3 separate regions of the Homo sapiens genome follow, and all the other regions are linked to region 3. Evidence: chromatin loops called from intact Hi-C (ENCODE). Cell type or tissue: GM12878. All regions are shown on one strand. Links, peaks and the distances in the headings refer to the core of each region. The heading gives the core; the rest is flanking DNA.

The links. A loop is a pair of places that touch in the nucleus more often than their neighbours do. Peaks named below come from ENCODE experiments on the same cell type or tissue, not always from the same donor. Only the 100,000 strongest peaks of a DNase experiment are listed, where the experiment ranks them.
Region 1: it touches region 3 in a loop (5-fold over the local background); 1 of 110 quality-filtered maps calls a loop at or near these places.
Region 2: a loop joins it to region 3, with 6 times the contacts of the local background. A loop is called at or near these places in 1 of 110 quality-filtered maps.

Annotation. Positions count from the first base shown.
Region 1 is chr13:42,409,630-42,415,301 of GRCh38, forward strand. No RefSeq gene overlaps it. Among named protein-coding and RNA genes, the nearest start is that of LINC02341, 12 kb to the right of the region's middle. RefSeq lists an enhancer at 3,264-3,413. In GM12878, for the core only: no CTCF peak of the experiment used is centred there; DNase peaks (open chromatin) are centred at 3,342 and 3,462; H3K4me3 peaks cover 235 bases; H3K27ac peaks cover 3,845 bases.
Region 2 is chr13:42,403,333-42,409,004 of GRCh38, forward strand. No RefSeq gene overlaps it. Among named protein-coding and RNA genes, the nearest start is that of LINC02341, 19 kb to the right of the region's middle. RefSeq lists enhancers at 2,254-3,453, 2,547-2,956. In GM12878, for the core only: a CTCF peak has its summit at 2,484; DNase peaks (open chromatin) are centred at 2,599 and 3,179; H3K4me3 peaks cover 1,089 bases; H3K27ac peaks cover 4,696 bases.
Region 3 is chr13:42,545,931-42,551,602 of GRCh38, forward strand. No RefSeq gene overlaps it. Among named protein-coding and RNA genes, the nearest start is that of TNFSF11, 25 kb to the right of the region's middle. RefSeq lists an enhancer at 3,421-3,470. In GM12878, for the core only: no CTCF peak of the experiment used is centred there; DNase peaks (open chromatin) are centred at 2,971 and 3,481; H3K4me3 peaks cover 1,078 bases; H3K27ac peaks cover 2,283 bases.

The DNA of each region.
Region 1 (5,672 bases), core at 392-5,391, 140 kb before region 3:
TTTCAGGATGTTTATCTATTAAGATCAACTTCTAAGATAGCTAAGCTTACTGCTCAGGCTTTTCCAGTAATTAGAAAGATATTCTTTGGGGACCATCAGGTCACAAAGTTTGATGGGGTTTTCCAATTTTCTGGATTATCAATTTGGCAATCATCCCTACACTAAACACAGAATTTATTATGAGTCAATGGAGTCATTATTATGACAATTTTAAATATTTATAAGATGTTGTAAATATATATAGTACTGAAAAGCACTTTAAACTGCACCAAGCCAACAAAATCCTCCCTATTTCAATGTATTTATAGTTCAGGCTCATAAATAATATAACAAGATAAGAACTGTGGGAAGTGGGAGCATAGGCAGAGTGGGAATACAGGAGGGTGATGTTAAGGTGTGCTGTGAAGCAGACAAACCCTGAATTATGGCCTGCATTATGTCATGGCTTTTCCAGATGTGTGGTCTTTGACAATGGACCTACATTTGAAGTCAAATAAGGGTTTAAGCTGTATGTTTTTAGGGGGAGTTGCCACTTTGTTGATTTGTTTAAGTCATGGACTATTTCCTGAGTAGGAGTCTTTACCAGTTTTATATATTGTGCATGTATGTTCATGTACATACATACACAGACACATCTAGACTCACACACACCTAGAGCCACACACACACCCAGACACACACACACACACACGAATTCTTAATCCATAACAACTTCAGAAATGCAGAGTTAGTGGATGTAAGTATTGTCCTCTGGTCTGCTCAAGTTTCATGAATACAATTTTCATCCTTTCATTTATTCATTGAATGAACGCTGGAGTACATAGTGTATGCAAACCTTATGTTGACCCTTAACATGCAACAAATAATAAGTTTACACAATAATAAATGAATAAACAAATGCCTTTATAGAACTCAGAATACAACAGGAACAACTTAGAATACAATTATTATACCTGTCTACATTTCCAGCATTTCCAGAACCCTTTCCATGTGCCAGGCTCATGCTAGAATTTCCACACATTTTATCAGTTGACACAACTATGTAAAGTTGAGTACAATTATTATTCCTGAGGATATGGATTCCTAGGGAGGCTAAGAACCTCATCCAATATTACATAGCTTAACAGTTGTAGAGCCAAGATTTAAAGCGAGCATAACCTTATGCTATGTAGTTTCTAGTCTACAGTGCTGAAGTCTCATCAGGGAGATAGATTAATAAGAAATTACAATGCTGTGTGATAAATGCTATGGTAGGGAAATGCACAGGGTTGTGGGAATACATAACAGGGGGCAAGAAAATTTTTTCAAAGAAAATATGGTCTAGCAGCTGGCCAGAACTGGGGGAAGGGCATCTACAAAGGTCTGGAGGTTTGAGAGAGGTCTGCAATATAGGAGACTGGGGGAAGGTCAGAAAAGTTGGAGCAAGAAAGTCCCCTCAGCTAACATCAGCCATTCCTTGTGTGATGTCAGTTGCCAGCTGTGTCAGTCAGCGTTCTCCAGAGAAACAGAACCAATATGGTGTATACACAGATATATAACAGGAGGTTTATTATGGGAATCAGCTCATGGGATTATGGAGCTCAAGAAGTCCCATGATCTGCCATCTGCTAGCCGGAGAACCAGGAAAGCTGTGATGTAATTCAGTCCAAGCCCGAAGGCTTAAGAAACTCAGGGGGCTGCTGGTGTAAGTCATGGAGTCTGAAGTCCTGAGTGCTTGTAGTTCTGATGACCAGAAGAAGATAGAGATAGGAGAAGCCTCTTCTTCTCCACAGGAGAAGGAGAGAATTTTGCCCCTCCTTTGCCTTTTTAGAGGATGCCTGCCTACCTCGGTAAGGGTGATCTTCTTCACTTAGTTTACCAATTCAAATACGTATCTCCTTCAGAAATACCCTCATAGACACACCCAGAAATATTTTACCAGCTGTTTGGACATTCGTTAGCTCAGTCAAGTTGACCAATAGAACTAATTAACACACCAACCATACACTGGTGACTCCCAGTCTATATCTCTTGTAGTTTGCTCATAACCTGATTGGATTTTCGATGTAAATGTTTCAGCCTCAACAAGGTTGCAAACATCTTGTGCACTGGGTATATGTCTCATAATGTGTGTACTATTCAATGTAGCCAGCACCATTCTTTGTTTCTGGCAGGCAAATTTCATTGAAATTTGTAGAATAAAGTGCATATTTTCTGTTAAACAGTGTGCAAGGTTTAGTGCTCTTTTCTATGGCTGCTGAGTTATTCTCTGCCTTTCTCCAAACAGAATTAAGTAGGAATGTGACTTCATTTCTGCTTGTCCCTGGAGCAACTCTGCAGATTCACCTGGGCTGTCTAAGGCAGGAGTGATTTTTGTAAAGAGCTGGCTGCCTGTCTGCATGGTCTTGGATTGCTTGCAGCCTGAAGGAACCACTGGAAATAAAGTACGTAAGGAGCTAGGGTGTGCTCATGACAAAAGAAGAGGGAAGGAAATACATAGAAAAAGCAGAGGCTTCCCCTGTCCCTTTCCTGTCAAGGCCACAGTTACTCTCAAGAAGCTGCATGATTGACCCTATTGGGTGCTTTAATACCATTCCTAGAAGATGGCCAGGTGCATACTTGCACTTCAAATGTTGGCTTTCAAATATAGATGTCAGAGTACGAAGACTGAATAGCATTCAGGGTCAGTTCCCAGAATTCCAGCCTGGCTTTCTCAAGGTAGTAGTCACTGCCTTAACCATTTCCATCCATGTCCCCACTCTTTCCATTGGGAAAAATATAACTAAATTTTTTTCATCTACTCCCTGTAGACTTTGAACTGGTTTATGCTTTAAAGACCACCAGTGCCTAAATGTCCCCTCATCATTGGCTCTTTTCCCATTTCCCAATGATTTTCATGTCAATGAAGTGTATCAAACATTCTTACATCACACACACACACACACACACACACACACACACACATACACACACAGATGTCATTTTTTTTCAGACTCTTAGCTCTCCATGAAAGAAAAGCAATAGTAGTACACTAACATTTAATTACATGTCTTTTTCCAACTATTTGGTAGTACTTTACATGAGGTTTTGGTTCTTTTTCTTCAAATATGTAACAATCTGACAAAATATCCATATTTCCTTCAAATATGTAATCACCTCGTTCGGGTGAGACTTAGGTTTTGGGGGTTTTGAAGCACAAATCATCTGTATAACCAAGAGAGAATGGCTTCAGGTGTTCTAAATATTTTTTCAAAATGCACGCACACAATTGAAAGTCCTTTAATAACAATGAAAGATGCAGTTTTGGCCCTAGAAACTCCCTAATGAATCAATACTTTCACTATGAATCAACTAAAAAGAAATTTAAAATTAGTTCTAGGGCCTGCTGAAATTCATTTGAAAAAAACTAATTTTGCACTCAGAAATCAATGTCTAATAGCTAGGTTTCAGCAGCCTTGATGGTGATTTGTGAATGTCAGTGGCAGCCCCATAGCTCGCTCGTGATGCTGTTCCACCTGGAATCCACTGAGGTAGATGAGTTTCACGAAGGTATCAGTGGCCTTGGCATCAGATTTTACGTGACACTTTTCCTATGGTTGAAAACTGAGGTCACATATGAAAGATAAATGCAATAAAAAAATAGCAAAAATCTACCCAATAAACATGCAGCAAGAAGGCTGTCTTTATTTCTTGAATCTGGTATATATATGACATGCATATTTTGTTTTTCTCCATTTGACTAAGCAATCATCTTAAAGTAAAAGATTAACATATTGATGGACTGCTGGTAGTATGGGGAATTAACTGACAATTTTGATTGATGAAAAAAATTGTTTTTTGTTGTTGTTGTTGTGGAAGAAACAGATGTCTGAGAAACTTTAAGAAAGTCTTTTCTTCTACTAGCCATTGGATTCCAAGAGCTGTAATAAACTCCCTTGAGGATTTCGGAGTCCTTTGTGATAGCCTGGTAACACTTCTGGAGCAGGGCCCAGCAAACTGGAAATGTTCCCATTCTGTGATCACTGAAGAAGCAGCCCTCTTTTTGTATCAGAATTTCTGTAGCTTGCTTTGAATTTATTTTTAAGAATTGAAAGCAGCGCTCCAGCTCTTCAGTCAGTACGAATGAAGAAAGCAGACCTCTTCATGCATGTTAGCTGGGTTCTTCCATTGAAGAGGAGCTTTTGGGACTTCATCCAGAGGCCAGGAGGTACCCTGCCTACTGCAGCACTCCAGGCCAGATGAGAGCAGCCCCGCAAAACCATAACATGAACTTTACAGATACTTCCGCCAAGCCCTCAAAGGCTCATGGCTCTTATGGATCCCAGCCTGGTTTGCATGGCTCTTACTCCTGGGCTCTTTTCCATCCACTTGGATTGTTTCTCTTAAGAGCCACTCTACTCCCCAAGTTGAGGCCACACTCCTGGCCCTAGCTGTAAAGCAAGGTGGTCTAATGTATAGTTGAGAGTATGGCTCTGGGCCACACTATTTAGGTTCACATACCAATTTCACAACTTACTAACTGGGCAAGTCACATAAGTTATCTGTGCTTTAGTTTTGCATCAATAAGATGGGGGGTGGGGAGTTATAATACTACCAACCTCATAAGATTTCCAGAAGATTAAATGACTTTATTAGTCAGGGTTCTCCAGAGGGACAGTGCCAATAGGATATATGTATATATGAAAGGGAGTTTCTTAGAGAGAAACTTCACAAGGTGAAGTTCCACAATAGGCTGTCTGCAAGCTGGGGAAGAAAGAAGCTGGTAGTGGCTCAGTCCAAGTCTGAAAGCCTCAAAACCATGTAAGCCAACACTGCAGCCTTCAGTGTGTGGCCAAAGGCCTGCGAGACCCCCGCAAGCCACTGGTACAAGTCCCAGAGCCCAAAGGCAAAAGAACTGGCAGTCTGATGTCCAAAGGCAGGAGGAGCAAAAGGGAGCATCCAGCAAGGGAAAAAGATGGAAGCCAGAAGTCCCAGCAAGCCAGCTTATCTCTCCTCCTAGCCACACTGGCAGTTGATTGGATGGTGACCACCCACATTGAGGGTGAGTCTTCCTCTCCCAGTCCACCAACTCAAATGTCAATCTCCTCTGGCAACACCCTTACGGACACACCCAGAAACGATACTTTACCAGCCATCCAGACATCCTTCAATCCAATAGAGTTGACACCTAGTATTAACCATTACATTGACCTAATACATGTTAAGCACTTAGAATGTTGCCTGATATGCAGTAGATTCTAAGTAAATATTAGCTGTTACTATCATCACATCATTCACTTTATTTCACTCACAACATTTACTAAAGCAGTGAAAGTGGAGGTGGGGGGATTGTTTCTCACGCAGATGCCAAGCCCTGAGGCAGTACACACCTCTTGCCCTGTTGAGCTGCTGAGGCTTCACAGGAAGGAGGCACCTGCAGAATGAGCTTGATGGAGCCCATCCTGCCATAGCTCTGAGCTGGGATGAAGCCCTTTCCAGTGGCTGAGCCACAGAATTTCCTCCTGGGGGTGGCGTCACCTGGAAATGATGGCGTTGGTCAGGTGAACTTGGACTTGTGGCTATTTCTGCAGCTTTCATGTAAAATAATAGCTTGGGAATAAATTCACACTCAACTAGGCTTCTCAGACTATGCTATAGATTCATTATTTTAAAAGTATCATGAAATTAAAAATACCACTTTTATATTCATTTGG
Region 2 (5,672 bases), core at 392-5,391, 140 kb before region 3:
ACCAATGTGGATTTTTCAGTTGAGAGGCACATAATTATTACAGGTCCAGTGGAGGAGTTCTTGGAGAATAGGAATTACACATATTCATGAATAATTACGTCAGTCTCTTATATATTCCATTATCATTACACATTTCTTGCATTTATTATACTTCTCAAGGTATGTGTGAGCAAAGCTTGTAACACAAAGTACTTTCCTCAGGGATCTATAATGTTTTGGTATTTTGAGAATTTATTAATTCAATATTTTTATGGGCCCTAGGCATTGTAAGGAAAAATTCAGTTCAAAATGGTTTTGTTAGAATGACTGAGGAGGTGTAGTTCAAAGATTGAGGTTAAGTCCCAGTAACTGTGTGACCTTGAGCAACTAAGTCACTTTAGCTGTGTAAGCACCATTTTCATCACCTACAAAATGGAATGCTGCCTATCTCATTGGGTTGTTGAGATAATGATATATCATTGCATCCAAGATTGCCTGGTGAACTTAAAAGCCCAGTTGCACTAGATTATCATTGTTTTACGTTTGGTGGAAAGGGACAGCCAGTTGTTTAACATTGCTTGATTCCCGTTGACTGTACCTGCACTGGGCTACCTCTGCTAAGGGTGTCTGTTGGGACTTGGGAAATTTTGATGTGACTGAATTGTGAGATGATATTATCACATGTTGAGAACAGAGAACAACCCAGTCTTTACCACTTGGTGGGGACTGATGCCCATGATGGTGCTGGCTAGTTAGAATGTCAAAGCTAGAGTGGTCTCCTGGGGCTTCAACCACCTAGCAGATAGCTCGTAGTCTAGTGTTTCCCAAATGGTTTTGCAAAGAATTCCAGTCCTTTGGAAGCAGAATTTTATGGCTCAACAAGTTTGGTAAATGCTGTATGTGCTGGCTCCCTCTTAGAGCTAGCATTATAAATGTGTATGTGTGATATAAGTTGTGCTTTCTGAAATATAGAAACTAGCCCCATCTGGCTATTTAACTACAAACTAATTAATAAAATAAAAAATTCAATTTCTCCATTACACTAGCTACATTTCAAATGCTTAATAGCCATATGTGGCTCATGGCTGCCATATTGGAAAGTACATACATAGAACATTTCCATCATTGCAGAAAGTTATGTTGGACAGTGCAGAAAAGGCTCTGAGACCTCTTGCAGCAAAATTACTTATTTAACTTTGTTCATTTCTCAAGCCTTTTAGTACCCAGCAGAGTTGCCATTCTGTAAGACACTGTTTAGAAAATATAGTTTGGCATCCTTGGAGAGATGATTTTTTCTGCCTGAGTATGGTGTTCTAGGAATCTGCTCTGCAGCTCCTGTATCTTTGCAGCTTTTCAAATCCTGCTTCTGTTATGACCACAGTCATATTTATTTGTGTTCTTGTCCATGATGAAAGAGAATTATTTTGCTATTATAAGACATATCCCCCGATGCTTCATATCTCTGTTAAATCTTCCAATAGCCAGTGTTCCCTCGGTTATAGACACAGAACTTCAGGGTTGGGAGAAATCTTAGAAAGCATATAGTTCAATTTTTTTTATTCTTATTTTTGAGACAGGGTCTCACTCTGTTGCTCAGGCTGGAATGCAGTGGCATGATCACGGCTCACTGCAGCCTTGACCTCCTGGGCTCAAGTGATCCTCCCTCCCCAGCCTCCCAAGTAGCTGGACCACAAGTATGCATCACCACATCCAGCTAACTATTTTTTAAAAAAATTTTTATAGAGACAAAGTCTCACTGTTTTATCCAGGCTTGCCTCGAACTGCTGGGCTCAAGCGATCCTCCCACCTCAGCTTCCCTATGTGATGGGATTACAGGTGTGAGCCACTGCACCTGGCCTAGTTCAATCTTATTTTACTTATGATACAACTGAAGCCCAGAAAGATTATATGACTTTCCCAAGGTCACTCAGTTAATAGGACAGTTCATACTCCAGATACCTATTTCTTATTAATGCTGTTGGTTCCTCTCTTCACAATATGAAAAAAAGCAATTATTAATGGACTAGGATTGTGTCAATGGTTATATGAGTTTTATCTCTAGTTAGAAATCTTGCCTATCTTTGTGAGAGTAGGCTCTGAATAAATGTACTCTGTATTTCTTAGCCTAATATGTATTTGCATGTTCTGACTCCATAGAACCCATCAGTGAATACATCACTCTTCACTCAATTCCTTCCCACTGCTTTGTGAGAAAGTCTTTGATGATTTTCTGCAAACAGCCAATAGTATCTTCTTGAGTTTTCATCTACTTTTGTACCCACTTAGTGCTCCTTTGATTAGAGATTCTAACTACAGTATCTGCTTTTCACTTTTTGGGACATGGAATATAAAAGTGGGTGGAAATTGCAATCTGCATAATGGAAGAAAAATTGCACTCCTACTAGTTTATAGAAAGGTTGACATTTGCTGTGAAGCGTTCAGTTCCCGGGTTCTGGTCAGATATGCATTTCTGTGCTCACCACTGTGGAGAGGAAGGTACCACATGGGGGTGTCACGTAGGTTGTAAAAGGAAGACGGTTGTCTGTCAGGGTAGTGTCCCAAGAGAAACTGCCCTATTACGGCTGTGATCTGGAATGAATATACTTCTGGCACCTTTACTAGGATGTCAGTGGGAAAGTCCCATTAGTCATCTTTGCCAGATGGGGGCTTCCGGACACCTCCGCATGGCTGTACATGTCTGTATTAATAAAAACACTGAAGCCACATGGGTTTTGGCCACACGTCTCATCCTGTCGACCCTCTGGCCCTGCAAGGATTACAAAGAGGGAAATAAGTCATGGAGCCTGATCTTTGAATGGTTTTACTTTTGAAATGTGGGAGATGTTATGTTCACTATTTCTCTTGGGATAAACCTCCAGAGAATTTGGAGCTTTAAGGGCAGAGCCCACTTTAGGCTACCCTGGGAGCTCTGAAAGAGGTGCCTTTCCAGGTGATTCTGATAAGCTCTGATGTTTGAGAATCACTGCTTTGAAGAAATCACTCATTTTCTCAGGATGTCATCAGCCCAATAAACAGTGATACAACTTAATTGACATCAAAAAGAATGATACCATTATCTTTGTTTTGACTTCACTGAATTCAAATTTTGCTCTTCTTCATACAGAAGCTGGTATGAACATCCTGGTTAATGACCGCATACTATAGAAGAAGCCCGTTTTGTTTTTCTGCTGCCTGCTTGTGGTGTCACTTTCTGTTCTATTACATGTAACCAGAGTCAGAGGAAATTCTGGCTCAAGATAGAACCCAGAGAGTAAAGTCCCCTGAACTTTTTCTTCCACTGGGTACTCCGCCGGCGATGAATGATCAGGTATTAGGGCAAGCCCTAAAATGCATGCCCAGGACCAGACCCCTTGCTCTGTTCTCTCCTGCTCCGTGGAGGTGATGTGGCTGTTAGTGGAGTTTGTTGTTACGGGTGGACTTGGTCAGTAGGAGCTGCTATGGTTTGAATATGTCCCCTAAAGTTCATGAGTTAAAAATTGAATTGCTGGCCAGGTGCAGTGGCTCATCCCTGTAATCCCAGCACTTTGGGAGGCTGAGGTGGGTGGATCACCTGAGGTCAGGAGTTCGAGACCAGCCTGGCCAACATGGTGAAACCCCATCTCTACTGAAAATACAAAAAATTAGCCAGGCGTGGTGGCAGACACCTGTAATCCCAGCTACTCGGGAGGCTGAGGCATGAGAATCGCCTGAACCCTGGAGGCAGAGGTTGCAGTGAGCTGAGATCATGCCACTGCACTCCAGCCTGGGCAACAAGAGTGAAACTCCGTCTCAAGAAAAAAAAAAAATTGAATTGCCGTTTTAACAGTATTAAGAGGTGGAGCCTTTAAAAGGTGATGAGGTCATGAAGGCTGTGTCCTCGTTACTGGATTAATGCTGCTATCTGGGTTAATTATCTCGGGAGTGGGCTCCTGATAAAAAGTTAAGTTTAGCCTCCACTATCTCTGTCTGTCTCTTCTGCTCTTACCATATGATGCCCTTCCGTCAGTCATGGCATAGCAGAAGGTCCTCACCAGATGCATCCCCTCAATGTTGGACTTTCAGTCTCCAGAACTGTGGCCAAATAAATCTCTTTTCTTTGTAAATTACCCAACCTGTGGTATTCTGTTATAGCCACAGAAAATGGACTAAGAAAAGAGCCTATCTGATTGCCTGGATCCAGAGCTTTATCTGCAGTGGATGTAATCCTCTTCTAAGAGGGGAAGCTCCGTATAGAGAAAACAGCCCCAGGAAAAGAGCCAGGAGACCAGAGTCCTGCCTCTGACTCTCCAGTCAGCCAACTGGTGGTCCTGGACATGTGTGTTCAAGTCTCTAGGCCTCTCTTTCTTAACCTGTAAAATGAAGTTGGTGGTAGCGGTGCAAGTTAAACTGGATTTACTAAATCCAGTGGCCTCTTTGTCATTTTATTTATATATCAGCTATAACATTTAATATTGTTGATCATTTTCTCCTTAAAATATTCACCTTTTTGGCTTTTGGGTCACCATTTTCATGTTGGTTCAACAAATGTTATTGGATTAGGCATTGTCTTAGGGAGTGAGAATACATGTAAGACAGTTTTTGTCTTTGAGGTGCCCACAAGATATGTAAACATCATCTAACAATTTTTTTCTCTCTCTGCTCCTTCCTTCAAATCTCTATTTACTTCTTTAATTTTTGTTTTTGTTCTATAACTAACTGTCTTCAACTTCTCTGTATATCCTCCTTGGAAGATGGTACTCATCACCCTGGTTTCAACTACCATTTAGATGTTGTGGATTAAAAACTATTTCTCTTTAACCATGATTCACCCTCACTCACCCTTGAGTTATGAAGTTTTATTTATATCTGCATCCCAGTCATTTTTACCTGGGAATCCCTCTGGGATGTCCCATTCAAAAAACCATAAACCAAACCCATTTTACCTTATCCACTGCTTTCCTTCTGCTATTAAAACCCACTCCTCCTGAGTTTCCAATCCAGGGCATTGCCATCCATTAAGTCACTCAAATTAGAAACCTCAGAGTCATGTACCTCTTCCCTTTCTCTGCATCTAGTTGGGCACACAACTTTTAGAATCCACCTCTGATGGATTCTGATTGGCCTTTGTCCCCTTATTCCTATTACTCCCATTACTGCCCTAGTAGAGGCCCAGGTGAGTGCTCATTGGGATATCATCAATTTTAAAATGTCCTTCACATCCCACACTTTATCATCTGCAAAGCCAGGAAGCATCTTACAGGCAGCAGTCATGAGGGGGACACCATGGTCTGTGCGTGTGCATCCAGACTTGCAGAATAGGCATCAGGCACTTGGAAGAAAATCCCAGAAACAACAGTGGAGCTTTATAAAAACACAGAATGCTCCCTCCATTCACATTCTAGATAGCTTTTGAGTGGACAGTGCTTCAGAAGAGTCAGATTCTGAATAGAAAATAAATGTTAGAAATACCTTGACCAAATTATTTTGCTTATATTTTCCCATTTATGTATGTGCAAGGGTGATATATGATAAAAATCTGACAGTATAAGTATAAAGGATCCCTTTTAGTAAGTATAAAATACAAATTCCAAGTGATAAGAAACATTAGGTTATTGTTTAATTGGCAGACGTGTTCTTTCTAGAGGTGAATATAATAGTGGTGTGACATCATCAATGTCATCTTAGGCTTGAAAAAATACAGATAAAATGCAAAA
Region 3 (5,672 bases), core at 430-5,429:
AGCCACTGTGATCGCTTTCGTCAGGAATGGTGACAGAATTTTGATGGTTTGCTTACTTGTCAATCAGCCTGGCTTTTGCCTGGGAGCAAGGCATAGGAGCTGTCAGGACAGAGGGGCGGGATGGAGAATGCTCTACATTCCTCTGTCAATTTGTGTAACAGTAGCTATTATTTGCTGCAGGCTTACTGTGTGCCAAGCACTGTTCTAAGCAATTCACAAGCTTGAGCCACTTATTTCTAATAACACATACAATAGGTGGGTAATAGTACTAGCCCATCTCACCAATAAGGAAACTGAGTGTTATGTGTTGCATTGTATCTCCTTAAAACTCATATGTTGGAGTCCTAACCCCTAGCACCTAAAGATATGACTATATTTGAAGATAGGGTTTTTACAGAGACAATCAAGTTAAAATGGGGTCATTAGGGTAGGCCCTAATCCAATAAACTGGTGTCCTTATAAGAAGAGAAAATTTGGACACAGACAGGCATGCAGGGAGAATTAACATTAAGATGGTCATCTATAAGCCAAGAAGAGAGGCCTGGAACTGTTCTTTGTCTCACAGCCCTCAGATGAAACTTCCCTGCTGACAGGGGGCTTTCTTCTAGCGTCTGGACTAACTTGGAAGGAACTCTCAGACTTGTAGCTTCCAGAACTGTGAGACAATAAATTTATGTTGTTTAAGCCACCTAGGTTGTAGCACTTTTTTATAGCAGCCTAAGTAAACTAATCTACTAAAGTTATGAACTGACACAAAAACCTAGGTGTCTGAGTCTGGAGCCTGTGCTCAATTTGACACCCCTCTCTGCAGTCCTTACTGAGTTGGAATGATCTCTCTGCCTAGGCTTCATGCTCCATGAAAATGGATGAGTCCATCTATGTGGGGTGCGTGGTTCCTATACATTTTCAATGTCGCACGGTAACCGGTTGTCTACCATGTTACATTGTTGGTGAAATATCAGTTATATTATTATTCCCCAGGGATTGACCCTGTACATTTGTCCTACGATCTGAAGACCCACACTGGGTCAGCACCAGAAACAGACTTCAGGGATGCTATTGTTCAGGTCAGCCTCTGGATCTGATGATTAGGGTCACTATGACCTATGACTAGGGTGCACTTTTTAAGGCATTTAAAGTCTCCTTAAATTATATCCCTGATCATGTCATTCAATGCTCAAAGACTTGGATGCCCATCCACCTCCTTGACATGCAGAATAAAGTTGTTAGTCCTTTATCCAGCATTTGAGACCTTACACAGCATTGGCTAGGCCTTCGTTTTCAGTCTTTGCTAGAATATACACACCTTTTCTCCCCACATGTGCAAAAGGGGAGGCATGCACACACTCAGACCCATTCTGGGCTCACAGTAGTGCTGGCCTACCCCTGTTAGTCCAAGATTCACCATGTATTTCTCACACCTCGCCTCTGGCTCTAGGTATTTTCTTCAACTTAAACTTCTTCCTTTTCCCTTTTTCACCTAAAGACATTCTACTCACTTGCACAGTCCCGTTCAAACCTCACAATCCCCAGACATTTCTCCCATCTCTTCATTTATTTCCCCTCTAACTCAAAGTCTCAGGACTTGTTTCCCAGCCAGACTTCCAATGCAGACAGTTATGACTCTTAGCCCGATGGGCTCTTGGAAGGCTCAGCCTTTGTCTTTTCAATTTTTGTGTCCTGCACAGTATTTAGCATGGCCTTCTTCATACAGTGGATACTCCATAAACTGTTGTTGGACTTAACGCAGTATGTAGGTCACCCCAATGCAGGCTTCCAGGCAGTCTCCAGAAAGTTCACCAGCCTTCAGAGATGAAAAGTGGAGACTGGGAGCCTCACCCTTCACTTTCATTTCAAGCAGAGCCAGCTCATAAAGACAGAATCACTCTTTCTCATGTTTTTCCTGGAAGACAAAGTGTGGGCATATGATCACCAAGTGTGCTTTGTGGTCTCAATTTCACTGTCTACTAGCTTATAAGGTTTTATTTTATTTCTAGACTTAACTACTTTGAACTCCAGGAGGAATATTACAGCATGCCCTGGCAATAACTCCTTTACCTTCAGTCAGGTAACAAAATGACAGCTCAGATAGCATGGTGGCCCCAAACAGAAACAACATTCGAGATCAAACTGGAAACTTCATATGGTCAAAGTTTACTGACTTTCTCTAGATTGCTTTCTTCATAAGAAATGTGAAGGTAGCGCCAAAGCAATATACTTCCCAGCTTATGGGCCTCACTGAGCCTCAGTGTCCAGTTTAAAACTGCTCTTGATCCTTGTGTCTTGATCTTGGTAACAACAACTTCATTAGCAGCATGATCCAAATCCTATGTCCCTTTGCCATGGGATAATTCATTTTGAATTTGATAGAAATTATTCAGCCCTTTTAGCAGGGTGTAATTGTTTAGTGTTAACCTCGAGTCATTTGCCTGGGAACAAATCCTGGCTCCAGTACTTACTAGATCTTAGGGATCCTATATATGACTTAACTTTCTGGACTTCAGTTTCATTATCCATAAAATGGGAGTATTTATTTATTTTAAATAAAGGACTGGTGTCTAAAACTATTATGATTAATTAATTAGTCAATACATGTAAAATGCATTGACTAGGACCCTGAACATAGTAATTGTTGGATTTGTTAGATGTTATTATTTTAAAGTGATCTCTTCACTCAAAAAAGGAAATGGCAGAGAATTCTATTGGCTTTGTTGTGAACTCTACCTCTAATTCCTTTCCCTCTGCTTCCTTTCTTTTTCTTTTCAGAACATGTTGGAAATTATAAGCAAACTTGTAAGTGATGTATGTATATTTAGTTTCATAGACAACCTCAGTGTTACTTTCTGGCATTCTTCCAAAGTATCTTACAAGTTATCAATCTTGCCAGGACAGAGTGTGTTTTCTGACCACTTCCCCTTTGCAATTAAGGACTGTGACCACTCGCTTACGCACAGACTGAGACCAGCAGCCTTAACCCCAAAGGAGGTCAGAAACTCCCAGCTCTCCCCGCCAAGGGGGCTAGCTGAGAACCCGATACTGTGTGTTTCAAGGCTGTGGCTAAGGCTGTGACCATAGGAACTGGGAACACCCACCAACACCCTGTTTCCCCCAGCCCCACTTCCTTCGCTTCAATGCCATTAAGCATGGTTGCAGCGCCTTTGTGAATGTTTTGAGTAGAGTTAGGTTTCTGGTGTTTATTGTTGAATTGCTAAAGATTTGGAGAGAAGACAAACAGACAAACAGACATACAATGAAGCAGATGACAAACACCCCTGGACAGACTAGCACTATGAGCAGACACGCTCAGGACGACCCAGGGTCCTGCGGAGAGGTCCGGGAAGGTCTGGGCTCTCATCAGAGCCCCAGGATTTGGTCAGTTGCTCTGCAAATAAAACCTGCCTTAGACATCCAGCAAAGAGGCTTTATTTGCATAGGAGATTTGCCAGTCTGGCCTCCAAGATAGTAGGTCACAGTGAGGGTGGTGGTGAGTTTTCCTGTTTACTGTCTACCTTTGTGGACACATTGAATGTGGGGGCTGAAAGGGGTCAGCAAGGGCTGTCTCCTCTCCTGTTTTCAGATTTGGTGTCTCAGTGAAATCCAGTGCTTTGCCTCTTTGATTGTGCTCTGTCTCAGTGCTTCTCAATAGCATGTGATGTGCAGAGAAGTAAAAGAAATGAACAAAGATTTCTCTTCTGAAGGTGTGGGAGGGCATGGGAGTGGGGCTGGTTGGGCTGATGATGGAAAGGTCAGATTGCATTGTGTCGTCCACAGGCTTTCCAGCTGGGCAGGAAGGCTTCCCCCTCTGACTGCATCATGGCACTTCTTGTACATACTCACTTACCCACAGAAACTAAACTCCGCATGGATAGAGGCTGTGCCTATGCGGTTGGCTATTGCACACCCAGCATCACCACAGTGCCTGGCACTATCAGACTCTTCGTGCCTATTTGTTGAAATGTCTACAAATAGACTAAATACATATCAGTTGGGATGGCCTTGATTTAAAATATATTAAGCCCCATTGCCTTTGTATCTACATTTGTGTTTGCCAGAACAATCATGCTGGCTTGGGGTTTTATCAATATGGTCGTTGCATCTGTTTTCCCTTTTCTATGGTGGAAGCAGGGATAGTGGTCCTTCAAGAGCTGGGAAGAATATACATTTGAGAACAGCATGTCCAGGCAGCCTGTGATTTCCTGGGAAAATGGACTCCAAATGCTCTTCCATCCTATTTGTGGAGTCTTGTCATATGCAGGCTTCTCCATCCAGGATTGATTGTAATTCCTTGAGATCCTGGAATCCCATCTCTCCTTGGGGAGAAGTTAAAAGTTTAAAGAAACTGAAGTTACTGGATCTGGTGAGGAGGAAGTTGAATGGCCCACTTTAAGATGATAAAAGGTTACATTTTTTTGAAGATTGTGTTGGCTGCAAGACTATAAATTATAGCTTAACATAGGAATCAAGAGCCTTACAGTTTTACCTTTTCATCTAGTAATTCTTCTAGGAATATAGCCTAAGGATAACATATGGAAATCAGTGAAAGATCCATACCCAGTAAAATTCATCGCATTGTTACTTATGCGAGCCAAAAGTGGGAAACAAGTTTAATGTCCAACAATGGGCAATGGCTGAGAAAATTATGGGGTGCAGCTATTAAAGTGGGAAGTAGGACATTTTGTTGTGGCTCTTTTGATACCATGGATGTTTTCTGTCCCTAAAGAACAAACCACTGAATTTCTAAGTCAAAAAAAAAAAAAGTGATATGTTTAATTCTTGCCGTCTCTGGAACCCTAATTCTTTCTATTTTTGACTCTAACCCTCAGGAGCTTTGGGGATTGGGTGGGTTTTAGAGATAGGATGAGGCCATCTACGATTCTCATAATTTGGGATTTAGAATAAAAAGTTTAGTGATTTATTCTTAGTGCCACCAAATAACTGTGGGTGTTAAAAGAAACATGACAACCAAAAACAGAATCAAACTTCTACTTAGGAAGATTCTATTTATTGATGATAAAACGTATTTATTGATGATATTGAGATAACTTATTGAGAAATACTTATGAGATAACTTATTGAGAAATACTTATAACATCAAATAAAAGCAAGATACACATGTGCATACATTTATATACATATATACAGATATCATATACTCAATTATTAACATTGATTTTCACCAGTAAATGATTATGAATAACTATTACTTTCTTCTTAATATTTTTATATTTTTTATAGATACACATTGATTTCATATTAAAGTAATATTTTATATTAAATTAAACTTACATTAAATATAACATTATATTAAATTAAAATTATAAAAACATTTAAGATTATAGCGTGATGGAGTTTGGTTAACCATAAAGAAAAACTTATTGATGGAAAATCAAAAAGTATTTAATACTGTACTTGAAATGAGCTCCTCAGGTAAAATATGTGGCTGCTTCCTCCTTGAGAGTTATGGGGAAAGAAAGCCAATTTCTCTCCCTGAAAGTTTAATGAATGTGAGGGCTGGGCAACCCTGGACCACAGGACACCTCTTGTGTTCTAAACCCCTGTTGAATGATGGTGACACAGGAAGGACGGTTTAGTGCTGCAGCCAGAAATGGGTCACTGTCTTGCTGGGCCATGTTTTTCTTTTCTTTTCTTTTCTTTTTCTTTTTTTGACAAAT